2 separate regions of the Homo sapiens genome follow, and region 2 is linked to region 1. Evidence: chromatin loops called from intact Hi-C (ENCODE). Cell type or tissue: endothelial cell of umbilical vein. All regions are shown on one strand. Each heading gives the region's core, and the rest is flanking DNA. Links, peaks and the distances in the headings are about the cores only. Region 1 overlaps COPS8-DT (COPS8 divergent transcript). Region 2 overlaps COPS8-DT (COPS8 divergent transcript).

Evidence for each region. Hi-C counts contacts between places; a loop is a spot of excess contacts. Peaks named below come from ENCODE experiments on the same cell type or tissue, not always from the same donor. Only the 100,000 strongest peaks of a DNase experiment are listed, where the experiment ranks them.
Region 2: it touches region 1 in a loop (2.1-fold over the local background); 2 of 110 quality-filtered maps call a loop at or near these places.

The regions. Positions count from the first base shown.
Region 1 is chr2:236,993,356-237,002,659 of GRCh38, forward strand. All of the region lies in intron 1 of COPS8-DT (COPS8 divergent transcript), which reads right to left. Among named protein-coding and RNA genes, the nearest start is that of COPS8-DT, 88 kb to the right of the region's middle. In endothelial cell of umbilical vein, for the core only: no CTCF peak of the experiment used is centred there; DNase peaks (open chromatin) are centred at 5,066 and 5,566; H3K27ac peaks cover 2,052 bases.
Region 2 is chr2:236,943,232-236,952,535 of GRCh38, forward strand. The region is part of intron 2 of COPS8-DT (COPS8 divergent transcript); the gene reads right to left. Among named protein-coding and RNA genes, the nearest start is that of COPS8-DT, 140 kb to the right of the region's middle. In endothelial cell of umbilical vein, for the core only: no CTCF peak of the experiment used is centred there; DNase peaks (open chromatin) are centred at 2,380 and 3,850; H3K27ac peaks cover 1,314 bases.

The sequences.
Region 1 (9,304 bases), core at 602-8,601:
TTCAAGCTAGAAGACACTAGCTCCATGTTCCACAGTATTTCATGCATGCCTGTCTCCTAGCCTTGCCAATACAGTGTCATGAAGAATCTGTGCACATAAAGGTCCAGTCATCTTTCATCACCAGGGCCTGAAATGAGTGGTCATTCATTAAATGTTTGCAGGCAGGAAAGAGAAAGTAGGGGGAAGGAAGGAGGGAGGGAAAGTGTAATAGCGTGAAGCCACAGCAGTTTAGCAGAAATAAGACACAAGGCACTGGCCAGGTGCAGTGGCTCATGCCTGTAATTCCAGCATTTTGGGAGGCTGAGACAGGAGGATCACTTGAAGTCAGGAGTTTGAGACCAGCCTGAGCAACATAAAAGTATCTTTAAAAATTAAAAAATATATACAAGCATTAATTTAACAAAGATGTGAAATGATAAGCAGTAGCAGAGGATAGCGAGAAGAGTGGAGGCACAGCTGTTTAATGGATGCTGCCAGCACCCCACCAGCATCACCTAGGTACTCTCCATTCATACACATGCCCATGGCTTGTGACCTTCAAACCCCTGTGCCTGCTGCATGAAAGAGTTCAATGGCTGCAGGGCCAGGCATGGCTGACCAAGCTGGGGAGTTAATATCCCAGGGCTGCTCTCAACTATGATGGAAGGCAGCGAGTGGGTGAATACCCAGCTTCCTCTTCCCCCAGCAGAATGTAGCGGATGAGCCCGAATGCCCTCGGGGCGGGGGGGTGGTGGGGACCTGCTTACAAGAACTCCCTGCCTTGGTTTCCCACCCTCCCCCACCCCTTTCCCGACTCACTTGCCATGGCTCTCTAGGATCACCTCTAAAATACATGACTTGCACTCACATCTTGGTTTGGGGGTCTGCTTCTGGGGGAGCCCAACCTAAGCCAGTCCCCAACTGGAATAAGCTAAGTCACTTGCACAGATGTGAGACACGTTAGAAGCTGCAATCGTCTCACATTGTCTCTGAGGCCTCTGAAAATGTACAGAATTAGTAAAAACCCTGCTATTGACTAAAGAAAGCCTCAGATCTGGCATGACGGCTAACCAGTTATAAAAATAGTTGAAAGTAATTGCACGCTTCCAACGACCACCTCCGCCCCCGACAGGGTAATGCTTCAATTCCCTGCTCTGTGCAGTGATTTCCTGTATCCTTATTTTCATCTTCTGACTCCTCTGCTGCTGTAGGAAAAGTTCCCTTGTGCAGCTCAGCGCCTTTTTCTGTTCAACCAGTTCCCAAGCATCACCCACTCGGGAGAGCTGTGCAGGAGAATCAGGCTCTGTGCGTCTACACAGGGAAGTGACCCCGGCTGAAAAAAAATATTAACAACTGAAATGTACACAAAATGGGGTACATTTTGAGTGTGTGGGCATGATTAGTTATTTAATCTGAGTTTTTCTATGAGAGCTACAGACACAAATGACCAATTATATAATGACCCTATCCTGCTTCAAACTGATTTCTTGGCTTGAGGTGGGGGAGGCTGGCCCTGTGCTTGCCATTCTTCCCCTCACGGCATGTGTCCTTCATGGGGTCACCACCTCTTCCCACGTCTGTGCTCCTCTCCAGAATGGCACCTCCCGAGAGCAGACGTAGTGTCTTGCTCACCTTCGTATTCTCCACAACCCAAGCAGTGTCCAGGGTCATTCAGGAGATGCTGGCTGAGTGAAAGCAGATGGGTGAATTCATGGGCTTTTGCTCATTTTCTCTCTGTCCTTTAGGTGTCAGAAGACATGCACTTCCAGGAAATTCTTTTTCCAAGAACCTGCCTTTATAGGGATGCTTACATTTTAAAAGGATCATTCAGAGGAACATAAAAGTTTATACTTGCTTTTATTCAGTCTAAGAGTTGTCTTTTAACAGAAGAGTTTAAACATTTACTTTGCCATATTAACTGATTTGCTTGGTCTTAATTCTGTCATCTTAATTTATGATGTTTATTTATGTTTCCCTCATGCTTCCAATGTATTTCCTTCCCTACCTTTTGCCATATTGCCAGGCAGTACTTGTTCTCTTTTTTCTTGATGATTTGTGCATTTTCTGTTTACTTCACTAACAACGGTAATGCTTAAGTTTGATTTGCATATATATACATATATATATATAAATCAACATTTGTATAAACTGCATCCTTTAGCTTTCTTATGTAGGATGAGATGTTAACATGTAGCCTGTTATTGGTCTTTTACCTTTCTCACGTAGGATGAAAGCATGTAGCATGTTATATTGTTTTTTTTTTCTTTTGCTCTATCTCCCTTCCAAGCTGTTGGTAAAGTCAGTGAGAATTTAAATTGCAGATGATTATCGTTAAACTATTTTTACATTACAGATCATTTCTTTTTAGTATTATTATTATTATTTTTTGAGACGGAGCCTCGCCTTTGTTGCCCAGGCTGGAGTGCAGTGGCGCTATCTCGGCTCACTGCAACCTCCACCTCCCACTTTTAAGCGATTCTCCTGCCTCAGCCTTCTGAGTAGCTGGGATTACAGGCACGTGCCACCACACCCAGCTAATTCTTGTACTTTTAGTAGACACAGGGATTTGCCATGTTGGCCAGGCTGGTCTCGAAATCCTGACCTCAGGTGATCTGCCCGCCTTGAGGCATTGAGTTTTATAAACTTGTTATCAATGTTTACTTACTCCTTCATGTCCATTTCATGTGGTTTATTTTATACAAATCTTCCCTGTTATTACCTTCCACATTTTGATCATTGCTCAGTTCTCAGGAGATCTTTCCTGGCAACTTTCACAGTGGGGGAAGGGGCCCTTCCTGAGATCGTTGTGATTGTGGCCACAGGAAGGGACGATACTTGGCAAGATTGGATGCTGGGGCCACAGATGTCCCCTCAACACTCAGAAGCTGCGGGTCCACTGTGACTGATATATCTTGCTGCAAAGAAGTGAAATGCCTGTTTTGTTTTGTTTTGTTTTGTTTTGTTTTGTTTCAGCAGGTTGCCTGTATTTCTGGAATTTTGAAATCTTCACAGAGATGTATCTAATTGTATGCTTTTCTTCTTAAAATCCAAAATGCAAATCGTTTCACTTTTTTTCTGATTATAAAAGTAATAAATACTCAGTTTTCTGGAGGAGCCAATCTACTATTGACTACTTGATTAGAAACAAAACAAAACTTACGAAGCATCCTTCCCAGTTTATACTACTCCCTTTTCTCTCTAAAGAATGTCCTCAAATCTCTTTGAGAATGTGAATTGGTTATTTCAGAGTTATCTTGTGCTCCTGAGGCAGGCTGTCAGCATAGGGAGGTATTTGTACAGGTTGGTCCCTTCTTTAAAACCATGGATGCTGTTCAGATATCTCACAATTTCCAGTTTGCTGGGTGTTCCAGTGGAGAGATGTGTTAGTTCCTGAGCCCTCAGCTGAGGATCTTGAGAGGCTCCTGACCCCTGGAGCCAGGTTCCTTTCAGAGTTGCCACAGAGCCTGTCCTCTGATCTGCTTGGGGGATGTATCCCCAGTAGGTCATATTCTTTGTAGTATTTAATTCACATATAAACACGAACAATATCTCATATTACTGGCTAATTTTAAATTAGAAATGTTCTGTTACTTGTACCTCTTTAAGGAAGAGACCACACATTTCTACTTTTTATTCCCCTTAACACTTACACTGTTCGAAGGTAATACATCAACTGACTTGTTTGCATGGTGGAATTATGGAAAATACAAAATATAGGCATGTTTGCTAGACAGATATTTGAATGTAATATTTTATTCTTTCTTCTAGGTCGCTTGGAAAGGGTCCTGACCCACCCACCATGTCAAGCAATTATTTTTCTGGACAGCTTCCTGATGTCCCCAAGGAGAGAGAGAGCGTGACAGCCAGTGAGGGAAAGCATGCCACAGGTCCCGCCTGCTAACCTGGCAGGAGGGTGCTTGCAACACCTAATTTATCAACGCTTGTTTTCCCTGCTGGAGCCAAGTACACAAAATCACTCCGCCAACAGAGAAAGAGAAAGGGGAAGCCATTCTTCACCTTTTTCAGTAATGTATTTTTGTTTTGGTCAATTTCCCAGATAAATTATGGTCTTGTCTCATTGCTGCATTGGTGGAATTCTTGCTAGTGTTATTTAGTACATTTTAAAGCTGTGTGAAACCAAAAGGTACTTAAAAAAAAAAAAAAAAGGAAAGTTAACCAAATTGAAGGGTAAATTTTTTACATTGTTCCACTGGCTCCAGTTGGAGCTTAATCATCACGACCCTTCCTTCAGTCCACAGCGCCTGCTTCAAGATGCAGCAGAAGTCAAAATTGCAAGAGTCTGGATGTTTTGCTTTCGTGTAACTCATTAGGCATTTCCCCCTGTGCTATGATAAATGTCTCTCTCAACCAGAAATTTTATCTCACCTGTGTATGTCCCTATTTCACTCTGCGGAATCACTCTCAGGAAATACAAGCTAATGATGTCTGTGGTTCTGAAATTTCCTTGTTATTATTTGTTTAAGACATTTTTTAAAAAAACCTGTGGACAGCTTATTAAAAGGATGCTGAGCAATGAAAACATTATTAGACCATATTATTGTTTATTGTACCCAGATGTCGTGCATTTTACACATCCCAAAGGATTAGTAGTAATGTTGGATACCAAAATCTTACTTTTCCTTGCAGATATTGAGACTAAATTTTTCTCATTAAAAACAAAACATTTACACTGAACAAATGGTGCGTGTCCGGGTGAAGCATCAGGTCTCAAGAAGGCAACACTGCTCAAACGAGACTTAGGACAGAACTGGAGACCAAAACAAAGCTGAGGCTACTGTTGGAAATACTGGTCTAAAAAAAGGAAGAGTGTGGTATGCTTGTTTTTTAGTTTTATAGAATTTTCCATTTGGAAAGGAGAGAAATGCATACATCCAAGCTGAAATAAACCATTCTAGCAAACATGCCGAGGAATAATTTTCAAGAATGTTTTGTTTTTAATGAAAAGGAAAGCAAATCAAAGAAAACCTGGGTAAGTGTTAAAGAGTACTAAATTTATAGTAAGGTTCAGGCAATCTGCCCACTGCAATCAGAAAGGTTTGGGCTGTTAGTCATTTAAGACACACAATGGGAAAATAAACAAAGAAGGAGGAAGGGGGAATGGTAAACTGTAGTTTGGCAGCAAAATTAGTCCAGCTAGTTCCATTACATATTAAACCATGTCACAAAGCAAATAATTGAAATAATGAGGAGCTCATTTTTTAAAAGATATATAGAGTAGCATAACAGAATCAACAAAAATAAGACTGTTTTATATAACAATTCAATAGACAATAAATAAGCACTCCATTTGGGGAAAAGAATCACACAATAAATGATGCTGGGATGGCTTGTGAGTAATTTGGAGAAAACTGATCTAGAATGAGAGCGAGTATTCCACATTCGCCACTCTCTTGTCTTTTGGCTTTCTATCACCTTGGCCAATGGAGGAAGACAGCAAAAAACAGGAAGGAGGAAGAGTATGAAGGGAGTCATTTCTCCCCGGCACTCCATGCCAGGTTGCTCCAGAAGGCTGTGTCTCTGTCCTAAGGGCTACAGCTTGGCTTGGGCAGTCTTTCCATACAACTCTCCAGGTTCGGGAAATTGCTTACTCATCTGCCCCTGCAAGTGCAGGGATGACAATCACTTCCAGCTGAGCTGAGCCCAGCATGCTGCATCATTCTTTGTTGATGTCCCTCAACTCCGCTGGCGCTATCTTGATTATCCTTAGGCTTACCTCAGTTCCCCAGTCCTAGTGGGCCTTCTGGTTCCTCCTGGGGCACTGACTGATCCAGGTGCCCTGGGGTTCAGTCGCTAAGTTTCAGCTTCCTATGTGATGGGGTTTGGTTCTGTCCTTGTCTAAATCTCATGTTGAATTGTAATCCCCAGTGCTGGAGGTGGGGCCTGGTGAGAGGTGACTGGATCATGGGGTGGATTTCTCACGAATAGTTTAGTGCCGTTCCGTTGGTGCTATCCTCATGATAGTGAGTGAGTTCTTGCAAAATCTGGTCATTTAAAAGTGCTCCTGCTTTTGCCATGTGATGTGTGACATGCGTACTCCCGCTTCACCTTCCACCACGATTGTAAGTTTCCTGAGGCTTCCCCAGAAACTGAGCAGATGCCAGTATCATGCTTCCTGTACAGCCTGAGGATCCATGAGCCAATTAAACCTCTTTTCTCTATAAATTATCCAGTCTCAGGTATTTTTTATAGCAATGCAAGAACAGCCTAATACTGTGCAATTTCAGAATCCCAAGTTTCTCTATTTACCCAAGACCGGGGGGTGCTCCCGCGGCCTGATTCATGCTCACAGACATGCAAATGGATGGGGGGTGTGAATTAACATAATGCTCTAACTCAAGTCATTCTCACCAGGCAATTCTGCCCCCCAGGGGACATTGGCAATGGCTGGAGACATTTTTGGTCACCACAACCTGTTGGGGAGGGTGAGGGGTGCTACTGGCTTCCGGTAGGTGGAGGCCAGGGATGCTCGCAAGCATCCCCAGTGCACAAGACAGCCCCCACGATGACGTACGACCCTTCCCGAACGTCCACAGTTAGTGCTTCCCTTGTGACCTTGTGAAGCCCTGCTCAGATTGTGAGGAGGATGATGCATTCACAGAGGCCAGTCTGCAAAGCACACTCTTCTCTCAAAGTTGATAAACCAATCTGGAAAACAAAATTTCTACCATTGACCCACTGGTGAGCACCAACCAGAGGATGAGGGGTTGGGGAGTGGCCTTAAGAGGAACAGTACTTGAGAGCTGTTGGGCTCTGAATGCCCAGTTTCTCTATCTCCACCCAGGGGATGGACCTCTCATGGGAACTGGGCAGCTCCTGCGGCAGCTCAGAAGAGCCTGCTGGTGTGCCTGGGTGGGGAGTGTGTGGGACACAGCCTCTGTGCAGGCTGCAGGGAGTCAGCCCAGGTTCCAGCACTCACTGTTCCCTGAGGTTAGTTTATTTCATCGCTGTTAGATTCTGTTTCATTATTCATCACATGTGGGTACTAACAGTGGCAAATTGTGTAGCGCTATAAGGGAATTCAATGAGATAATGCATGTGAGAGGCTTACGCTAACCTCCTGTGAATGTGGTCCTACAATGAGAGGCCTAGAGTCAAACCCCTTGTAGAAAACACTAGGTTAAATAAAATTAACCTGGATTTGCTTGTTTTCCTTGTAGGGCCTCTCAGGGCATTTAAAGCATTATTGAGCATTTCAGCTCTCTAAGAAAGGGGAACAATATACAGAGGTCTGCATACTCAGGCACCCTCAATCCCTGTATTACCTTACAGAAGTGACCTTCTCCAGCACACACCGCCGGAAACACTACTGAACCTCTGAGCACGCTGGCAAATGACTCAGTTCCTGGTGTATATATACAGGTGCCTGAGCTCATTAATTTTCTATTGGTCACTGTGAGCTTCTCTTTCAGAGGGTGGCATTTTCTAGTTGCTCCAAATCAAGGTCCTCTCTTTTGGAGTCTATAGCTGTGTTGGCCAATTTTATCCACCTGACTTTCCTGTTGTTTTTCTTTGCTCAGCTTTTAATACTGGCCTGGATTTTTAGACCTGCATTGTTATTAAATAAATGTAATATCTTTTGTTTTCCAACATTTAATCTTATTAGCTTCATTCAAAAAACAAAAGGTTAAATTGGGCTACCTGCTCATCGTCTTCTGGGTCTATGTGAAAAATGAAAAAAAAAAAAAAAAACTCCCTCCATGTTATTGTCACTTCAATCCAGGAAATTGAAATCAATACAGATACAGAAGTGGCAAGGTTTGCATTATTTTTCAGAGTCCAAAACATATGTATTTAAAATGTGTTAATAAACCATAAAACATTATACAAAATATAGAAACATTTAGTTCTCAAACTTGTGTTTCAGAAACACTCCCTTGAAAAATAAGTAAATTCAAATTACAGACTACCTAAAGTAATTATTAATGAAAGAAAAGGAAAAGAACCGGATGGGTGCGGTGGCTCACACCTGTAATCCCAGCACTTTGGGAGGCTGAAGCAGGTGGATCACTTGAGGCCAAGAGTTCAAGACCAGCCTGGCCAACATAGTGAAACCCATCTCTACTAAAAAATACAAAAATTAGCTAGGCATGGTGGCACATGCTTGTAATCCCAGCTGCTGGGGAGGCTGAAGCACGAGAATCACTTGAACCTGGGAGGCAGAGGTTGTAATGAGCTGAAATCGTGCCAATGTGCTCCAGCCTGGGCAAAAGAGCAAGACTCTGTCTCAAAAAAAAGGAAAAGAACTTAAGAATGTGAAGTCTCATGCACTAATGATTCAAAGTTTGGGAAAAGTACTGAATCATCCCCACTATAATATCAGGGCAATTGGCCATTTGATTAACACATTACAAGCCAGAGGTCACTTAATTCTGTAGGTTAGAGAACTTGCAAGAAACCAAACAGGCCACGGAGCACCAGGAGAGACAAGGAAATCCATGTGTCATAGGCAGAACTGTGCCCTCCCCAAATTCATCTGCTGAAGTCTTAATCCTCAGTACCTCAGAATGTGACCATATTTGGAGACAGGTTATTTAAAGAGGCAATTAGGTTAAAATGAGGTCATTCATGTAAGTCCTAATTTACATGACCAGTCTCTTGATACGAAGAAGTGATTAGGACAGAGACTCAACAGAAAGAAGACCACATGAAGGTACATGGAGGAGATGGCTGTCTACAAGCCAAGAAGAGAGGTCTCAGAAGGAACCAAGCCTACAGACACAGTGATCTCAGACTTCCAGCCTCCAGAACCGAGAGACAGTAAATATCTGTGGTTTAAGCCACCCAGTCAATGGAACTGAGTTATGGTAGCCCTTGCAGCCTCATACACCATGGCTCTGGGTTAGACATCCTCCGGGCTCATCACCAAGTGTGAATTCCCATGATTAAACACCATGGTTTTCCCCTGCACAGGCTGCTGCTGGAGTGTGCCATCACTTAGACTGGCTTTTCTCATCATGGGTTCCTTCTTTGAGATGTAACCAAGGCTCCGCTATGTGTTCAGCTTATCAAGGTTTTCCAGGATAGCCATGACATCTGGTTTCATTGACTAAAATGAGATTTCAGTTTCAGTCCAATGACTTGACATTTCATGTTCACTTTTCGGTCTGCTTCAGAATAATTCCAGAAAGAGTCAACTGATTTCATCAAAAGCTTTGTGTGACAGAAGGGTTCCAAATCTGAAATTCAATCTGTGGGCCAGGCTAATGTTTTGAAACAATAGCTTCAATATGGATTCAAATGGGCACTGCTATGATTAGACTGAAAAATAAAAAAATCTGTTCAGCTGCAAGAACATTAGAAAAAA
Region 2 (9,304 bases), core at 771-8,770, 50 kb before region 1:
GCATGTGCACATATGTGCGTATGCATGATTGTGTGTGCCTGTGTGTGTACATGTGTGTGTGCACAAGTAGGACACGTGTGCATACACTGATTCACTATGTAATAGTGTTCTGGGCACCTCATTGTCACATTTGAACCTCAAAGTAAGGCAGGTTCTTCATTCATTGAGCACGTGAAGAGATGGAGGCTCAGATAAGTTAAACAACGAGCCCCAAGTCACACTTGAGTTAGAGTAGTCTCAACCCAGATGGAGGCATGACTTACAAGCTTGTGTGCCTTCCTACACACCTTCCTGCTCCAGAGACTCCTATGACTTCCATTAATTAATTAGCTAGTTGTCCAACATTTGTTGAGCACTTTAGGCATGGACAATGTGCCTCTTGACACTAAAATGAAAAGATTCAATCTCAAAGATGAGATGATATTGTAGTTTAAAGCAGATGGTTCCCAGTGCCAAGCATCAGGATGAAAGGGCTCCCCTGGGGATGACACTCAGACAGCCAAGAGTCAGAAGCACCTGCTCTTATGTGGGTGAGTCAGAGAAGGGGCCCAATCAGTGGCCACCCTCCAGGGTAGACTGAGGATGGATGGAGGATTACCGAACGGTGGGGAGGAACAGAGGATAAGAGGATGGGATTCCAGAATAATATGCTCAGGACACACAGCTGGTTTGAGGTGGCTGCAGCAAAGACTCCGGGAGTCACAGGAGGGCAGGACAGATGTGCTGACAGTGGGACAAGGTCAATTTCATGGATGCCTTGTAAGCTGGCTCAAGGCATTCAGACATTAACTGGGTAGTGGTGGGAGAGAGGGGTCTGGCCAGGGGAAGGTTTTGAGCCAGAGTGGCAGGTCTTGATTTGCACTGTACAATATCATGAGGCAGTGGTGTGCAGGATAAGTTGGAAAGGGGAGTGAGGCAGAGAGGAAAGAGCCAGAAGTCACTCCCAGGTTCCTCTAACTGGCTCTGCCCCCTGCCTGCTTGGTGTGGGCTGGGGGAGGGGATGGTATGGAAGCTGAACAGGTATGAACAGAAGTCCTGCAGGTAAGAATTCCACGTGCTGATTGTTGTGCTGGGTTATGAAGAGAAAGGGACAGAGGTGTGAGCGTAGGATGTGCTGGGTTTGTGAGGGCTGGGAGTGAGCAGGTAGGGGCTGGTTGGCTCAGTGGGGACTACAGGGCCCTGGCTCCAGTGGGAAATATGGTGTTCTGCAACAGAGAGATGAGTGGAAGATGGGTCACTGGCTTGTGTCCCTGGAAGAGCCCAGACTTGACCCCAAGCCATCTCCTGGTTGTAGGAGTGACTGGCAGCCACATTAGGAGCCAGCAGAGACGTGATGCTGGCAGGTGGGCTCCTAACAAACCCGCCCCATGCTCCAGTGCCCACCCTCTTGGGAGACCAGGCATTCCTGGAGCCCCTGCCCAAGGATGCTTCTTCTCTGTCATTGATTCTGGGGCATGATGGTGCTAGGCTGGAGTCCCAGGGCTCCTCCAGCTCAGGATCATTTTCCTTTACATGAGAGGATGGGGACTTGTCAGAGTTGTGAGGAGCTTCTTGCTCAAATTCAGGTCTGCCCCAGTCCCAGCCCACACCCGGGCTACGGCGGCCACCACAGGCCTGTAGAGGGCTCTTCTCAGGGCCAGGGGCTGGATATGAGGTCCCACTTAGAGGTGATAAGTGACATAGGAGAGTGGCCCCCTCGCCATCTGCTATGATTCCCACGTGACATTCACAGCTCTTTGGGATCTTCAATCTCTTTCATTGAAACATTACAGACTCAGGGATCTGGGGGCAGCCTCCGGAGCCCAGCACATGGGTGCACACTCTGGAGTCCAGCACACAGGTGCACACTCTGGGGCCCAGCACGTGGGTGCACACTCTGGAGTCCAGCAGGTGGGTGCACACTCTGGCCACCTCCTGCAGGAGAGTTGGGACACATTTGAAACCCTGGGGACAGGGTGGGGGACTTCATGGGTCTGAAGGTGGCTCTGAACCTTGGATACAGTCAACGTGTGCAATTAGGAGATTCCAGGAACCCCCTGAAATTGTGGGGAACAATTTGTGTGATTTTTTAAGTGTTCACAGCTTCCATAGTATTTTCAAAGGGGTCAATGACCCAGAAATGGTTAGAAACCTATTTCTCCTGTAAGTTTAACCACACTTCTGGTTCACTGGCATTTCTCCTGGACTGCTTTTAAAATAATTGTTGGAAAACCCCATTTCACATACTGTAGGTGGCAGCAGTCCAGAGTAAAGAGGTACTATTGCCCATTGAGGAACAGAGCCTGAGGTTGAAGGTCTGGGCTAGGGTCATTCCTTGGCAGGGGATTAATCAAAGCAAGGGGAGCTCCAGCCTGCCCAGGGTGCCTGGGGAGCCAGGATAGTTTCCAACCCAGCTGTGGGAAAAGGGCCCACGGCAGGAAGCAGGAAAGAAAGGATGGATGTCAGCGTTTAGAACCCTGGACACTTCACCAGAGAGCAGGGCTAGGAAAGGCCTTGTCACTTGGGATATGAACTTCATTCATTATAAAGCCAAATTGCGTTGTAGCCAGCTATAGCTCAGCCCTGGGGATATAGGGGAGGAAATGAGTCTGTGAGGACTTTGCATGTGCCTGCCTGGCCTACCTCATCCTGGGAGGAGGAGAGAGGTCACAAGGAACTCTGTTCCGAAAAGTACCCTCATAGTCAGAGCACACATCTGCCCTCAGTACTTGCGGCCATGTAAATTCCCAGTTGGACATGTACCCTGGGCAGTCTTATCCATGTGGACCGAAGTGCAGGAGAGTAAACCCCTTGGAGAAAGTGAGTTCAAAGATGTCCTAATCTAGTCCACATGTGGTAACTGTATGAGGACTGCCAAGGGTCCACTTTGGGCAAATTCCCACAGTTCCACTTTCTGGGTCATCGTTTTCTTCTCCCAGCATCTTCCTTAGGGATTTTGAGCTGCAGGATGGCAGAGCCCTTAATTCCTGGGCCTCATATTTCCACGACCCCTCATCTCCAGGAACCTTTCCACCGATAACTCAATCTCTCCATCCCTTGACAGAGCTCCATTTACAAGCCATACAACCATTCCCTCCTGTCTACCTCTTCTTTATTTCTTTGAGATCTATTCTGTCTAGGGCTCCTCACTGGCATTGGACCGAGGTTTCATCACCATTGCCGACTCCTCTCCCTTTAACTTCTCCCTTCACTCCTTCCTGGTTGACGCTCATCTGGAGCCCTTCATCTGCCTACTCAGTTTCAACCCTGGTCAGTCAGGGTTCTGCAGTTGCAAACAACAGACGTAGACTCTGGCTAATTGAAGCAAAATAGTATTATATAGAAAAAAATATAGAATCTGTCACAAAATAGAAAGACAGCTAAGAACCAAGCAGCTGGAGGGGGCTCTGGGTGCAAGAACTACTGTGTAGCCAGGTGGTCTCTTCAGGGCTCAGTTCTCACAGCAAACAAGCCCCAGCCAATTTCTGACCTTGAACCCCTCAGTTTGATGTTCAAATGTTCAAGAGAATCTAATTGGTCTGGTCTGGGCCCTGTTCCCAGTTTTGGATGTTGGATGCATTCAGAGTGGTGGTGGAAATGGGAGACGGTGGGTCCCTAAAGGAACATCAAGGTCCTATTACTAGGAGAAGTGGGAAGGGATGCCAGGCAGGTAGAAGCACATATGTCCATCGGAAGGCCTCAGACAGGACACAGGCACAGTGAGAAACCAGAGAACATTCCCACGGAGCAAGAACACTTCTGAATGTAACTACAGTCCTGTCTGTTGAATGTTACAAGCCCAGATTGATAAGCAAATTTCCCTGGGGTCAGCTGGTGCTAACCCCACATGGCAGGATGGAGCAAGGCTGATGGATGTTGTTTATGGAAACTGACCACGTGGTAATCTTGCAGCCACACTCCAGCTATTGTCCCGCAGGATATGAGATAGAATTCACATGCTTCAGGAAGGGTGAGTGTTAAACAGTGTGTCATTTCAGCAGGGAATGAGATAGAGGAAGAATGGGATTTCTAACTGAAATTCCACAGCTCAGCCTCTCTTTTCAAAACCCAGCAAGCCCAAGACCACCTTTAAGCTGGAGCCCAGAAGTGGGCCACCTAGTTCAGGTGAGACTAGACCTGGAGTGATGCCTGCATTCTGGCCCTGGGTCTGCCACGACTCAGCTTATGTTTTTAGATCATCAATTCATCTCCTTGGGCCTCATGTGCTCATCTTGAAAACGAGGCTAGTTGTTAAGGTAACGTTCCTTGTCATACCCTTTTCTGAAACTACAGCCAAAAGGCCCAAGCTGTACCATGTGCAAAGCTATTTGTGACTCCATCTGGGGTTTTATCACAATGTACACTGATCATTTCACTGTGTGTGTTTCCCCAGTGGTGCACAGTGATCTCCTCCAGGGCAGGGATTCTCATTTATATTTGTGTCTGATATACCCAGAATAATGAAGGACTCATGTATAATAAGCTCTGTATCTCAGAGGCTAACTTCCACAATCTTAGAGGATTCTATGTTCACAAAACACAAGGTGGGCCCCTTTCCACTGAAAGCACCCGAGAGAAAGGAAGCCACCTGGCTCGGGTAGGCGGTCTCTCCTACCATCACTGTACTGTGTTTTAGGAAAGTTATCTCTCTTTGGAGCCCACTGAAAAAAGAAAATCTAGATACAAAGAGAGGGACTGGGTCAGCTGGGCCCTCACATTTCTGGAAATAACTGAGTGAAAGGATTAGGTTAGGGCTCACCCAGGCCAGGGTGCGGCTTTCAGGCAGGAGGGCAGGGCAGGTCAGGCTCCTCTCGCCTCCTCCTATGCTGGTGGGATGAGGGGCTGTATCAAGTCACGGCATTCCTTTGTGTCATCGTGCTCTTCCATAATGACCCCCACGCTGGGACTAGGTCCATCTTTTCGAAGGAGACCCAAGGGCTTGAGAGTCACGGGACAGACCCCACAGTATGGAGTGCCATGTGGTTTTCTCCCCATGAGCCCCCCAGTGTGGGCTGCTGTTTTGATTTTAAGGATACAAAGAGCGGTCTGATAGCAGCGTTATTTATAATAGAGAAAAGCTGGAAGCAACCCACGTGTCCCTGGATGGATGAATGGATGGACGACATGGGGTCTCTCCACACAGTGGAACATTATTAAGTATTAAAATGGAAAGGAATGAAGCCGGGTGCATTGGTTCATGCCTGTAATCCCAGTACTCTGGGAGGCCAAGTCGGGAAGATCACCTGAGGTCAGGAGTTCGAGACCAGCCTGGCCAATATGGTGAAATCCCATCTTTACTAAAAGTACAAAAATTAGCTGGGCATGGTGATGCACGCCTGTAGTCCCAGCTACTTGGGAGGCTGAGGCAGGAGAATTGCTTGAACCTGGGAGGCAGAGGTTGCAGTGAGCCGAGATTGTGCCACTGCACTCCAGCCTGGGAGATGGAGCAAGACTCCGTCTCAGTAAGTAAGTAAGTAAATAAATAAATAAATAAATAAATACATAAGTGAAATTCTGACACATGCTGCAACATGGATAAACCTTGAGGACATTACGCCAAATGAAATAATCCAGTCACAAATATATGAATATTGTATGATTCCACTTATATGAGGTCCCTAGAGTAGTCAAATTCATAGAGCTATTAAGTAGAATGGTGGTTTCAAGGGGTTGGGGAGAGGGGTAAATCGGGAGTTAGTGTTTAATGGGTGCAGAGTCTCAGTTTGAGAAGATGAAAAATTTCTGGATATCCGGTGGTGTGGTTGCACAAAAATGTAAATGTTCTTAATGACACTAAAATGTGCACCTAAAAACGATGAAGACAGTAAAAGGAGAGAGAGAGACAGAGAACTGACTGCATTTTTAATACAAGAAGCCTCAATATTTAGACTTCCAATAGAACTCAAAATATCAGCCCTGGTGATAAAAGAAGAAACCAAAATGAATGGCAAAGCAACAAGGCCAGCAAAATGAATCCGGATGTGGGCCAGGCTTAGCTCCACCTCATGCTGAAGTCCCTGGCCTGCGACAGCCTGAGCCCTGCCCAAGGCCCCTACAAGCCCAAGGGACAACTCCGCAGCCCCCGCAGCCCGGCTTCTGCTCTGTGTGCACACAGCACACATGTGAATGCTGCACCTCTCGGAGCCTCACAAAACACATGCAAACTCAGGCAAAGTCCTTTTGAGCACAGTCTGGAGTCTGGGGAAACAGAAGTGTGACAGAAGGGGTTTTCATAGCCAAAATGTAAGGAATTGCAGTAAGAACTGAGTAACACCTGCGAACATTGACCCGCGCTGTCCACGTAACTGCCCCAAGACCAGCAAGCTTCACTGACGCTTCTGCTTGTCCAGCGTCTTTTCATGTCTCTGACTCTTCCATTCTTCCTCTTTACCACCGCCTCCCCGCCCCACCCCCACCACCACCACCACGTCTTCCTCATTCTCCCTAACTTTCCCCAAAAGCGGTAGATTCCTTCATTGGAATGGCGGAGCAGCTCTTGCCTCCTCTGGGGCCTCTGTTGCAGGGTTGAGCTGCGTTCCAGTGGCTCATCTTTTACACGACAATTCTCAGGGGACTCTCCCAATGTTGGTTCTGCACCTAAGAGGAATTCTTAGCAGCAGCAGCAGCTAAGAAGACACAGCGTTATTCACAGCATTCCTGGGCTACTGGGAGATACTAATAGCTGCTGGGAAAACTAGCTAGGTATCTGGGGATGGGGAGAAGATGTAATTTAGATTCATCCATATCTTACATCAAAGTAGCAGAATAAGTTCAGATAGAAAAAGGAATGAAATGCAAAAATGTTCCATAGAAGTCAATACTTGATCCAAGCTATTTAAGATTAAAAGTAATGGAAGAAATAATAAAATGAAGGTTGAGAGGCTCAGCTACATAAAAATATGAAACTCCTATATAAGTGGGCAACTTTTAAAGACAATCAGTGTATTTGGGAATAATCTATATTAAACATGACTGGTTTCTACCTTTTATATAAAGCTCAGACAAAGCAATAAAAAGAACGGTAATGTGTTTAATGTAAAAGGTGATGATTAAACAGACTGTTCTCTGCAGATGAAATAAAAATGGTTAACATAAAGCATTTCAATTTAATTTTGAAAGAAAACCAAATTCCACATCAACATGTAATTTACTTTCTGTATAATTGTCTAAAGATTTTAATGATAATCATTAATGTTAGCAAATCTGTGGTGACATGGGGAAAGAAAAGTAGTCTCAGTTTTTATAGAATTCTAAGTTTTAAGAAACCTCCCAGAAAGCAATTTGGCAATTATGATCAGAGGCCTTATGATGTTCGTTTGGATCAATTCTTCTAGGAATCTATCCTGAGTACACTCATTGAAATATTTATACCTAGCTTTTTACAATGGTGTTTTTTTTTTCTTTTTTCTCTTTCTTTCTTTTTTTTTTTTTTTTTGTAATGGAGTTTCACTCTTATTGCCCAGGCTGGAGTGCGATGGTGTGATCTCAGCTCACTGCAACCTCCACCTCCTGGGTTCACACAATTCTCCTACCTCAGCCTTCTGAGTAGTTGGGATGGTTTCTTACGTGTGAAAATCTGGCAACAATTTTAATGTCTAATAGCATTTGGATGGCTAAATTCCATAAAATGGGATATAATACAGATACTAAAAATAATGTTTTGGTAGATTTCACTGACAATTAGTCAATATTAATTTTAAATGAAATATTAAAATATTCTATATGAATTTAATATTTCTTAATAAGTAAACATGCATATATATTCATAACATATTATAACATTGTATAAATATTTTTAGCAAAAGACTGGAAAGATGCTGAGACAACTGGATATCTTGGGAAGAAAAATGCACTGTATAAAAATCACACCCAGATTTATTATAAATTTAAATGTTAAAGGAAAAATAATGAAGACTGTAGAAAAAAATCACATTTTAATGAACATGAAATAGACAAAGAGTTCTTAAGCAGGACACAAAGAGTGCTGAATCATAAAGAAAGAAATAAGATAGCATTAAAACAGTCTGAAATGAATAGAAATGAAAGCCACTTCCACAGTAGAAGAAGAGATTTGCAATACATATGTCTAATATATTAAAAATGTTTTAGATCAATAAAGAGATGAAAAGCCTAGTAGAAAAAATGAGACATTTCACAAATGAGGCTATCCAAATGTCTAATACACATGAAAAGAATGGCTAAAATGAAAAAGATGGGGAAAAACAAAGGGTCGATGATATGGTTTGGCTGTGTCCCCACCCAAATCTCATCTTGAATTCCCATGTGTTGTGGGAGGTACCTGGTGCGAGGTAATTGAATTGTGGGGGCAGGTCTTTCCCATGCTGTTCCATGAGAGTGAATAAGTCTCACAAGATCTGATGGTTTTGAAAAATGGTAGTCTCCCTGCACAAGCTCTCTCTTTGCCTGCTGCCATCCACATAAGACGTGACTTGCTCCTCCTTGCCTTCCACCATGATTGTGAGGCTTCCCCAGTCACACACTGTGAGTCCAATTAAACCTCTTTCTTTTGTAAATTGCCCAGTCTCAGGTATGTCTTTATCAGCAACGTGAAAATGGACTAATGCAGTTAATAAGAATGTAGATTGAGCTGCCAGCAGGATCATGTACTGTTGGTGGGAGTGTAAATTGGTGCAACCACTTGGGAAAACTATTTGGCCATAGCTACAAAAGTTGATTACAGGTGTAATTAGCTATGTAATTTGTAACTACATAGCTATGTAATTTGTAATTCCCACACTGTTCTTATGATAGTGAATAAGTCTCACAAGATCTGATGGTTTTGAAAAATGAGTCTCCCTGCACAAGCTCTCTCTTTGCCTGCTGCCCTCCATGTAAGATGTGACTTGCTCCTCCTTGCCTTCCGCCATGATTGTGAAGCTTCCCTAGTCATGTGGACTTATAAGTCCAATTAAACCTCTTTGTAGGCTATGTAATAGTGATGTAATCTGTAATTACACCTGTAATCAGCTTTTGTAGCTATGGCCAAATAGTTGTGTGGTACCAGTCCATGGCCTGTAAGGAACAGGGCTGCACAGCAGGAGGTGAGCAGTGGGCAAGTGAGCATTACCATCTGAGCTCTGCCTCCTGTCAGTTCTGTGGCAGCATTAGATTCTCATAGGAGCGTGAACCCTACTGTGAACTAAGCATGCGAAGAATCCAGGTTGCAAGCTTCTTATGAGAATCTAATACCTGATAATCTGTCACTGTCTTTCATCCCCCCACCCCTAGATGAAACCATCTAGATGGGGGAAAACAAGCTCAGGGTTCCCACTGATTCTACATTATGGTGAGTTATATAATTATT